Linked DNA regions of Homo sapiens: region 1 is linked to region 2. Evidence: chromatin contacts called from ENCODE Hi-C or POLR2A ChIA-PET data. All regions are on one chromosome and are shown on one strand. The core of a region is the stretch at or near the end of the contact, and the rest is flanking DNA. Distances in the headings are between cores, read along the strand shown. Region 1 holds the start of DENND2C (DENN domain containing 2C). Region 2 overlaps DENND2C (DENN domain containing 2C).

Region 1 (5,087 bases), core at 343-2,842, 59 kb after region 2:
GTCATTAAGAAAAATAAATATTCTTCCTTTATTGCTGCATTTAAAAAACGTACTGCCACATTCAACACACACACACACACACACACACACACACACACCCCAACTAATGAAAGACCAAGACACATAATTACTACATTTCCTGGTTTCTGCCTGGCAAACTCAGAACAGGCCTACAAGTATCCCCAGCAAAAGCCTACAGGTTACAAAACTGCCATTTTCTTTTTTATTTCCCATCTCCCCGCTAAAATCCCTCGCACACATATCCATAGTAAAGAACAAAAACGTCTATAATAAAGGCTGTATGAAAAAATATGGCTATATATTAACAATATTTTGGAAGATTTAAATCTTCCTATAAGCAGCCCGTCAATTCACAAAAACAAATTAAAGTCTTGATTTGGAACAATATTCCCAGCTTACTTTAGCAGGTATCTTAAACTACAACTATTTAGCTAAGACAAAGAAGTAGATTATTTGATTGCTACAGACTTCGCGGTAAATGATTCAGCAACAGTGTATAGATAACACCACTGTGCTATTCTAGAAAATTTCATCAATCATTTAAAAATAGGACACACTCAAACAATGGGGGTCACTTTGTGGGAAAAGTTTAAACAACTTATTTACACAGTAAGCAAGGATCTATCACTTTATCTAAAACACTGCAGAAGAATCACTAGCTTTAGGGTAAACGTTTGTAAAGTGCCTACTATGTACCAGGCAAGTAGTAGTTGCTTCACAGAATATACACGCTCCACACGCACGTTCAAATATCTGACATTTGTAGAATACTGTCACTCATCTGATTTGACCCTGAGAATACCCATAGGCATGAACTTGCCAGTTTCACAGTTACGGAAAGAGAGGCCCAGGAAGTTAATTTGGCCGAGGTATCACATCTGGTTCCGCGGGTTCTGGCCCTAGACTTGAGCCTTTTGACTCATAATCTAATCATCAGCTGCTATACAGCTCTAGTTACTCAAAAGCTCTTAGGTGTTCCACTGTCAGACTTTTAAATTAAAATTCTACTTGACAACTTTCGGTATTGTGCGTATTAGATGCTGTTAAGAATCAAAACACCAAAAAAAGCAAAATATTGTTTGGAAGTGCATCGTCCCAGCATGTCGAAGTTCAAGCTCACTGGCTAATTTTGGAGAAAGCCCGCGTTTCCCCAGGCTGCCGGGCGCTCCCTCCCTCTTCCCCAGCAGAGAGCGGCGCCCAGCCTAGGGGTCCCCAAGCCCCTGAGGTAGCGAGGAGGTCTTCAGCCAGGCTCCGCCACAACCCGTGCGGCCACGAGAGGACGTCCCAAAGCTGGGCCCAACAACCGGTTGCTCCTCCGGACGGAGGAGGTGCCGAGACAGCGGGGCGCGGAGACACCACCTCCGCCAGCTCGGCTCGCACCGTCCGAGGACTACGCCGCGGCGCCACAGCCCCGCACCCGACGCCCAGAAGGGTGATGCCGACAGCCCCGAGAGTCCGAAGCCCCTGCGGCTTAAAACCCCGCGCCGAATCACCCCGACTCTTACCTGTCTGTACCTCAACGTTGTCTCCTGTGGCCAAGCTAGTCTCCCGGGTATCACTCGGGTCCGCTCCGTCCCGCCCCCGCAGGCCCTGCCGAAGGCCCCGTCCCGGCTGCAGCCCCACCCCCTAGCCCCGCCCTCCCTGGCAAGGCTCAGTTCTTATTGGCTCCTATTCCCACCCCTCACGCTATGCCCGCCTCCGACACCGCCCCGGCCGGCGGTGAGGGGAACCACCACGCCTCAAGTCCGCTGTATGGCCAGAACCTTGCCAGGACCTCGGTCACTGCAGTTCCAGCAGGCGGGCGACCAGTGTCACCGTCGTCCGGCCAAGCCCTCGAGCCAGAGCTCCATCGCCTTCGCCTGCCGTCGCATCGGCCCCACGGAGACGGCCCTATGCTTCATGTGAAGGTTTACTCTTCACAACTACTCAACAAGATAAAGCCTGGCTTAATCAGGGAATCCAAGCACTGTTTCCTAGGCTGACCTCAGTGAGCAAACAATTGCACTACGGTGCCAACTTGAAACGTCAAGAGAAGCAAATAACTCTCGCGGCACCTCAGGCTTGGAATCTCAGAACGGGGGTGCCTTGATACTCCCAGTGCGTGAGGTCAGCCCCCACGCCCTGTTGAGACACACATGCCTAAGCGCTCCGCCTGCAACACGCTCTTGCTTAGGTATGTGCGTGGTGTTGTGCCTACTGCAAGCTGTAACCCAGTTTCACCGAGGCTGCGGGACAAGGATCAGTTGAGCCTGTTTCCCAGGCACTCGCTAACCACCCCACCCCGCCTCGCCCCGCCCCACCCCACCCCACCCCACCCAGCCAGAGCCTCTTGGGTCTGGTGACCAAACTCTTCCTACATTTGTTCACACAGAGGTACCAAAATAGAAGACTACCAGAAAGAGAGGTGTTTAGTTACGTATCACGGATGACTGTCACAAGCAAACTTAACCCAAACAATAAAGGTAGCATATCCCAAACCGTTGTGAAACTATCACCTGTAGACAGTAAAACAGAAATTACATTCTATGATGGGGGAAAAAAAAGTAATGACATACTTAAAAAAAATCATGTCCCAATGAGGAAATAAATGTGGATATTGTTTGTAGTAAATTTTGCACACTGATCATTATGGGCTTCCCCCACCAAAAAAAAAAAAATTCTTATATAATGTGTCTATCTATTTATTTATTGAGACAGGGTCTCTTTGTGTCACTCACACTGGAGTGCGGTGGCCCAATCATAGCTCACTTGAAGTCTCAACTTCCTAGGCTCAAAGAATCGTCCCACCTCGGCCTCCCAAGCAGCTAGTATTATAAGCATGCACCACCACCCCCGGCTAATATTTTTATTTTTATTTTTTTGTAGAGACAGGGTCTCGCTATGTTGCCCAGGCTGGTCTCCAACTCCCGAGCTCAAGCAGTCCTCCTGCCTCAGCCTCCCAAAGTGCTGGGATTACAGACATGAGCCACTGCACCCAGCCCAGAAATGTATTTTTTGACCCCTGCATTCAGGAAGATTATTTGGCAAAATAAGGCAGGTTGAATTCCAAGTATCACGTATGAAACCAAATTTATAGATTAATAAATGAATTCACATGTATGTATTCTACTGCCCTCTCATGGGTAAGATGGAGATATACATAATGGTAGTTAATGCCCTTTGAAGTCTGAGAATACAGTGTTTAATGTAGCAATTTGTACTATTTTGATGATGAGGAGGCCAAGGTAAAATAAAATCTGGTTCTTTAAAGGGTTCACAAATACTCAACAAACAAAACTTCAACTTCAGAAATCAGGAAGAGATTCTTACACCAGAGCTAGTACAAACATGCCATCAGGGTTACACCTATGCTTATGGCTGCATGTGTAGAATATAGAAACGTGCAGAAATTTGCTTTCAATTTTTTTTCCATTTGAAAGTTCAGGCTGGGCACAGTGGCTCACGCCTGTAATCCCAGTACTTTGGGAGGCCAAGGCACATGGATCGCTTGAGCATAGGAGTTTGAGACCAGCTGGGGTGACATGGTGAAACCGCGTCTCTACAAAAGGTTCAAAAAAGTAGCTGGGTGTGGTGGCATGTGCCTGTAGTCCTGGCTACTCGGAAGTCTGAGGTAAGAGGATCACCTGAGCCTGGGAGGCCGAGGCCGCGGTGAACTGTGATTACACCACTGCACTGCACTCCAGCCTGGGTGACAGAGCAAGACCCTGTCTCAAAAAAAAGAAAAAAGTTCATTACTTTTGAAGACATTTCACAAAATTCTATTTTTTACTTGTAGCCACACTATAACTTCATGCTGAGGACAACTAGAGGATAGGAATGAAATCTTATTCTGTATACCTTTGGTGTTTAGAATAGTACCTGATAATTTAGCTATTTGATCAATAATTGTTTATTGAATAAGTTGAATGAAATGTCAGCCCAGCCACTAGATGCCAACACAGTTGTATGTGTGGAAGTATCATCTGCCCATTTGGAATTTCACCTGACCTTAAGTAATAGGCATGCTTCTTAAAAGTTATATGTACATTTTACTTTGGTAAGCAAAATCATTTAAAATGTACCAGTTTAGCTCACTATAATCTTATTGTCAATTACATCCTTAAAGCTAAGAATCCTTTTGTAAGATAAATTCTCCCTCAATATAATAACTCATAAATACTGATTTTCTATATTGAGGTACGCCCTCTGGTTTTGTCTAAAAAAGCCACTATTCACTTATACCTTGTCAAAGAACTTTTTAGTGGTTCTAAGTGCCTTAAGCAAATTTCATGCTATAAACCAGAAGCCTATCTCCCAAAAAGTCATTTGCTTGTATTTTTGCCCAGCTTTAATAGATATTTTGCCTGAAAGTCATAGAGACTGCAGTCAGAGAAACCCACGTTCCCACTGCTACCCTTCACCAGGTATATCCTTGTGCAGGTTATTAACCTTATTAGCTTTAGTGTACTAATTTCCCCCAAAATGGAGATAATAATATCTACTTTATAAAGGTTGTGAGAAGGATTAAATGAAATAATTTCAGTGGAACATCTAATACTTTCCTTGGTTTATAGTAGGGACTCAATAACAGGTAACTATTATTATTCAAACTCTACAATGAAATTCTCACTCATATTATTATTTGGTTTACTTTTTTTTATTCTGTTGATTTAAGACCCTCAGCAATTAAATTGAGTTCATAACACCAGGTTTCATAGCGATAGGCCATGCGGATTTGGGCTACATTTGTCCTCCGGATATCATTTCCAGCAGGGCCTTCCTCAAGGTAATTGTCGCCCAGAAACTTTACTTTCTCCTATAAGAGAAAAGGATGGCAGAATGATTGTTGTCTCTTTTCACCCTGGTATAGACAATAATTGCATTCTTTACAAAAATTCCTTCCTTATGTTAGCCACTGACAAAAGAATAATAATAATAGACCATTAAAAGCACCCATCTAGTGCCTCAGTGTTCACAGTCTGCTGAGAAATCAAGTGTATTTTACTTCCCTGGCCCAAAAGGCACAGGCAAAGAGATAGAATAATCCCTTCTAGTCCCTGTCCATAGTAACTGCATATGATTCGTGG
Region 2 (5,505 bases), core at 2,271-4,770:
TATTGTTGTTCTTTTACACAAACACTATGCAAAGCAAAAGAAACCCAACCATGTCTGTGGGCTTAACTGGTTCACAGGCTCAATAAGCTCTGTGAAACAGAGACTAAGAAGATCTTTTTCAGTAGTACTCCCATCATCTAATCCTGGCAAATATTAGGTATTTTTAAAATATTTGATTAAAAGAATGAACAATTTTTTAAAAAAAGGTAGAGAAACCAAATATTATTGTTAATAATAATGGCTACCAAAAATTAATACCTACCATTTATTGAGTACATACTATGTGCCAGGGATGGCATTAGCACTATATACATTACCTCACTAAATCCTTACTGATAATGGATAACATCATATTCAGCTTACTATATGCCAGACACTGTTCTAAGTGCCTTATATAAATTAGCTTATTTAATCCTCACTATGACTCAGAGGGGTAGATACTATTGTGATTACCCCCATTTTACAAATTAAACAACTAAGACACAACGTGGTGGCTCACGCCTGTAATCCCAGCACTTTGGGAGGCTGATGTGGGCAGATCACTTGAGGTCAGGAGTTCTAGATCACCCTGGCCAACATGGTGAAACCCTGTCTCTACTAAAAACATAAAAATTAGCGGGGTGTGGTGGCACACGCCTGTAGTCCCAGCTACTCAAGAGGCTTGAACCTGGGAGGTGGAGGTTGCAGGGGTTGCAGTGAGCCAAAACTGCACCACTGCACTCCAGCCTGGGCAACAGAGCAAGACTCCATCTAAAAAAAAAAAAGAAAGAAAAAGAAAAGTAACTGCTTAAAGTCACGGAACTAGTAAGTGGGAAATGCAGAGCTTTCACACAGAGTCCATGCTCTAAACCACTACCCTATTCTGTCACATTTATTATTCCCCTCCTTAAGGATGAGAAAACTAAGGTTTTGTAACTTGTTAAAGATTATTAAATGGCAGAGCCAAAAATTTAAAAAACTAACTAGGAAAATGAGCTTGTTTTGTTTTGCTTTGTTTTGCTGGGTTGCAGCTCATACCTAACATAAGATGTTTTCAAAGCCACCAGATCCTACCACAAGAACAGTATTGGTAAAAACTTGTTGAGATAACAAAAACCAAGAGGACAGGAAATACATGTACACAGAGACACAGGAACATTCCTGAATGCCTCTTGGCCTCCTTGTGCCTACCTTGCCAGGGAATTGTTGTATGACCTGGGGAATATAGCTTATTCCTGATGGTTTCTTCTGTAGAGACACCACCACAAAAAGTTCAAACAGCTGCTGCTCCTGTAATTCAATAAGATCCCGCTCCAAGGTCTGGTAGTGAGGATTCCTCTTGGAAGACGGTTGCAGTTGTGCTAAGCGTTTATGGCGATCTGTAATGAAATCATGGAGAAATGTTTTTTTCTCTGTAGCCCTACCTTCCTTTCAGCATCCAGAGGTCATGACCCACATAGGATTAATCTTCACACAGTCACTGCTGAATGAATGTTGAATAACCAGCATCTGCCACATAGACATACCTGTTAAGGCTGTGACATACTAGGGGGAAGAAGTGCAGACCCTCACAAGTGTGCAGGGGCCTCACTCCACTTCTGGCCAGCAGTGGGACTGACATTCCATGTCCCAACCAATACTTATGTATGTCCCAACAAATAATCTATGCTATCCCATCTTTCATGGCATCAAACCAGGACACATGGAAAATGTCACGAAAAAGCGCTAGACTGACAACAGATGCTACTGCTGGGAATGCCATGAAATCACAGGGTGCCAGGTGGCACGGGGCAGGGGGCAGAGATCTGATAAAATAATTCAGTCCTAAGTACAGAAAGGGGGAGTTTGATAAATTAAAATAAAAATTTTCCTCACATTGAAGAAACTGTCCAGTTCCCTTCTCTCCTTGCCACATATTACTAACAATGAATATATACTTGTATCAGTAAATGGTGCTACACACAAGAGAAAAAAATTAAGTGGAAGAAGACATCCATTAGCTGACTTTCTTAAAAGAATAAAATTATGGAAGCATACTATTTAAACAGTCATAGCAATACCAATTAAAACTGGATAGCATCTATCCTCTATTCTCATTTATCTCTAAATTTTGAGCAATCTGGGGTGGTCCCCACTGAAGGAAACTGTGGACTTGCAGAAAAAATAGTCTACACGTCCCAGTGATTTGCTTATGTATAATTCCGAGCCACTGATAGACTCAACCTCTAATTGTCTTTCCTTTCTTTTTGATACAATGCATTCTGTCCCAAAAGAAGTTATACTATAGATCAAAATATTAAGAGCATTTTTAAAAAATGCATCCTGGAATGGCTCCCCGGAATTATCCAGTACATTCAGTGCTCTAGTCAAAGCTTTACTTACCTCAAAGGGCTGAGTTCAAGTCAAGAAAATTTTAGGTCCTGTTTCTCAGTAGTAACAGCCCTAAATTAGTCATCTTCACACATCTAGGCTGAACCTGATGATTATTAAATTTCACCTTCAGTCAGGCTACAGAATCAAACACCTAAAGCAATTCAGGCCAGTGGAGGGAGCACAAGACTATTAATCATAAAATTAGGGTGTCAGATTAGGAACTGGAACTGCCCTGTACTCAGCTTTGATAATGCATGTCTTCTACTTTTTCCATGGCTTAGTATGACAGTCACTTAAATAGGAAGTAGATAACTTGCTGTGATAACTAGAAAGCATCATCGTTAGATGAAGGATGAAGGCACCATGAAGTGCTTGGACAAAGAGAGTCAGAAATGCATGGTGCATTCTATATTCTACTAGAAAGTAAACAGCACAATAATCTGGAATATAAATGCCTATAAATAACAAATAGATATTTCCTTTTTCAATGTCAGAGATATCAAAGTTACTTAAATAATTACACTTGAGTGGCTATAAAAAATCAGACATTTGGCTGGGTGCGGTGGCTCACGCCTGTAATCCCAGCACTTTGGGAGGCCAAGGCAGGCAGATCAACGAGGTCAGGAGTTCGAGACCAGCTTGACCAATATGGTGAAACCCCATCTCTACTAAAAATACAAAAATTAGCTTGGCGTGGTGGCACATGCCTATAATCCCAGCTACTCAGGAGGCTGAGGCAGGAGAATTGCCTGAACCCGGGAGGCAGAGGTTGCAGTGAGCCGAGCTTGCGCCACTGCACTCCAGCCTGAGTGACAGAGGGAGACTCCGTCTCAAAAAAAAAAAAAAAAAATCAGATATTTACTGCTCAGAGGATGATTCACACACTCTGTTTTGGCTGCCAGGAAACTACTGCATATATGTCTGGACATGCAGCTCTCTGCCGCTCCCCTAAGAATATTCCATCATAAGAACCATACTGTTTTGCCTCACTCCACTATGGGAGACTTTAAATGCTGTCAAACATCTGACAGTGTTTAATTCTGACTGTTTAATTCTCCAAACCTCAACAGGCTCTGAAAATAAGGAAATCATCTACAAAATGGAACTTCATGTGGGAAAAAACATGCTTAGTCACAAAGGTAGGTGCCACTCCACCTAACCCATGATCATCACAACAACGGGAGCAGCCCCATTGACTCACTCACTCTTTGGCAGATACTCGGCATCACTTTCGTTCCCACTGGTTTCACCTGAAAAGAGAGAAGGAGTTTCCATTTGTATTGTCCAACAGTAGGAAGTACATGAGGATGAGAACAATGTAAACCCACAAACCTGGGGACTTGGAGTAAGGAATAATAAAGCTGCTGAGCCTTTCTCCAAACCACTTGGTTGTATCAAGTTGGGATAGTTACCAAAAGAGAGTAAAAAGCTCAAAGAGGAAACTCCTCTACTACATCTTCTTCCCATACCCTACTTCACTCCTCGGCTCCCCTCTCATCCCTAATTCTAGAAACTAATTGCATTTCAGACCAGTTTTAAGAGTCTAGTTCAGAGTGGATTCTATTTCTATATCCACATAGTTGTTTGTATATTCCAAATAGAGTATCAAAGGCAAACACCAACAGGGCTAAACAAGAATCTAAACACCAACCAGACTATAAATTTAGAATAACAGGAAAACATGAGAACTAGGAGAGAGATATTACCAAGTCAGCCTACCTCTTCTATGGTGCCTCTAAGTGCCTCTAAACTACTTCTAGTCCATATGGATCTTTACTCCAAATTCTCACAGTACTCATACTGCTTTGAACTATTCTTACTTTCCCCAATCCGATTTTAAGTATTTTGGGGACAAGGGGCTATCTTGTTTTCCCAAGGGAGTGTTTTTGTATAATTCTGAGAGCACAGGCAACACACACACACACACACACACACACACACACACACACAAAGCAGCTTTTAAAATAAAACATTTCTAGATTAAGTTTGAAAAGTTAAAGCAAAATAGAAATACAAAGAAAGGGAAAAAATAAGGCCTAGAAGTCATAAGTGAAATTTGATTATATAAACTTGTATCTAATTTAAAAATCAGTATTAAACTCAAAAAGTGAACAATAAACTGGGAAAATATTTGTAAACACATTGCAGACACAAGGCTAAGTTTCTTAATATTCAAAGAACTGTTACAAATCAAGAAGAAAAAGCACAACAGAAAAAGGAATAAAGGGTGGGAATAGGCAATTCATAGAAAAAGATTTATAAGTTGTTGATAAACATGAAAACTGCCCAAATTCATAACGAAATAAATGTAAATTAAAACAATAAACAAGACATACATTTTCAACCATGATATTGCCATAAAAAGCTTTAATAAAGCATAGTATTTATTGATGAAGATTATGGGGAAAGAGGTATTTTCAAATGATGTTTGTAGAAACAAGCTGTTACAATCTGTTTGTGGGACAATTTGGCAGCAGTTATAAATTTTTTTTTTTTTTTTTTGAGACAGGGTCTCACTCTGCTGCACAGGCTACAGTGCAGTGGCACAATCTTGGCTCACTGCAACCTCTGCCTCCCGGACTCAACTGATCCCCCCTACCTCAGCTTCCAGAGTAGGCTGGGACTACAGGCGTGTGCCACCACACCCAGCTAATTTTTTTTTTTTTTTTTGAGACAGAGTCTCACTCTGTCGCCCAGGCTGGAGTGCAGTGGCACAATCTCGGCTCACTACAACCTCCACCTCCAGGGTTCAAGCAGTTCTCCTGCCTCAGCCTCCTGAGTAGCTGGGATTACAGGCGTGTGCCGCCACACTGGGCTAATTTTTATATTTTTAGTAGAGACAGGGTTTCACCGTGTTGGTCAGGCTGGTCTTGAATTCCTGACCTCGTGATCTGCCCATCTTGGCCTCCCAAAGTGCTGGGATTATAGGCATGAGCCACCGCACCCAGCCACCCAGCTAATTTTTGTATTTTTTGTAGAGACGGGGTTTCGTCATGTTGCCCAGGCTAGTCTCAAACTCCTGGGGTCAAGTGATCCACCCGCCTCAGCCTCCCAAAGTGCTGGAGTTACAGGTGTGAGCCACCATGCCTGGCCAACATTTTAAATCCATATGTTCTTTGATTAAGCTCACTGCTAGGAACTTATTCTACAAAA

The links. Hi-C counts contacts between places; a loop is a spot of excess contacts on that map. ChIA-PET counts read pairs that join two places held with the same protein, here RNA polymerase II (POLR2A). Pooled maps may share reads with other maps.
Region 1: a loop to region 2 is called in a map of mammary epithelial cell, with 11 times the contacts of the local background. The contact joins the promoter of DENND2C here to the enhancer-like site in region 2. A Hi-C loop is called at or near these places in 11 of 168 maps with a recorded cell type or tissue (Calu3, DLD1, IMR-90 and 7 more) and 2 of 50 pooled maps. POLR2A ChIA-PET finds 5 or more read pairs at or near these places in 8 of 52 experiments (A673, AG04449, GM12878 and 5 more).

The regions. Positions count from the first base shown.
Region 1 is chr1:114,668,457-114,673,543 of GRCh38, forward strand. It overlaps DENND2C (DENN domain containing 2C), which reads right to left and starts at 1,593. Exons shown (of 21, transcript NM_001256404.2): 1 at 1,527-1,593. It overlaps LOC124904354 (a long non-coding RNA gene), which reads left to right and starts at 1,955. Exons shown (of 2, transcript XR_007066465.1): 1 at 1,955-2,194; 2 at 2,393-2,498. It overlaps AMPD1 (adenosine monophosphate deaminase 1), which reads right to left. Exons shown (of 16, transcript NM_000036.3): 16 at 4,642-4,816. The coding sequence ends at 4,658. RefSeq lists a silencer at 1,597-1,686 and an enhancer at 1,807-1,966.
Region 2 is chr1:114,607,516-114,613,020 of GRCh38, forward strand. It overlaps DENND2C (DENN domain containing 2C), which reads right to left. Exons shown (of 21, transcript NM_001256404.2): 9 at 3,558-3,602; 10 at 1,171-1,358. Among named protein-coding and RNA genes, the nearest start is that of BCAS2, 29 kb to the left of the region's middle. Within about 2 kb of position 3,521, at least 2 of the 41 ENCODE cell types and tissues checked have a DNase peak (open chromatin) inside an H3K27ac peak, as active enhancers do; they include PC-3 and mammary epithelial cell, where a contact is called at or near this core.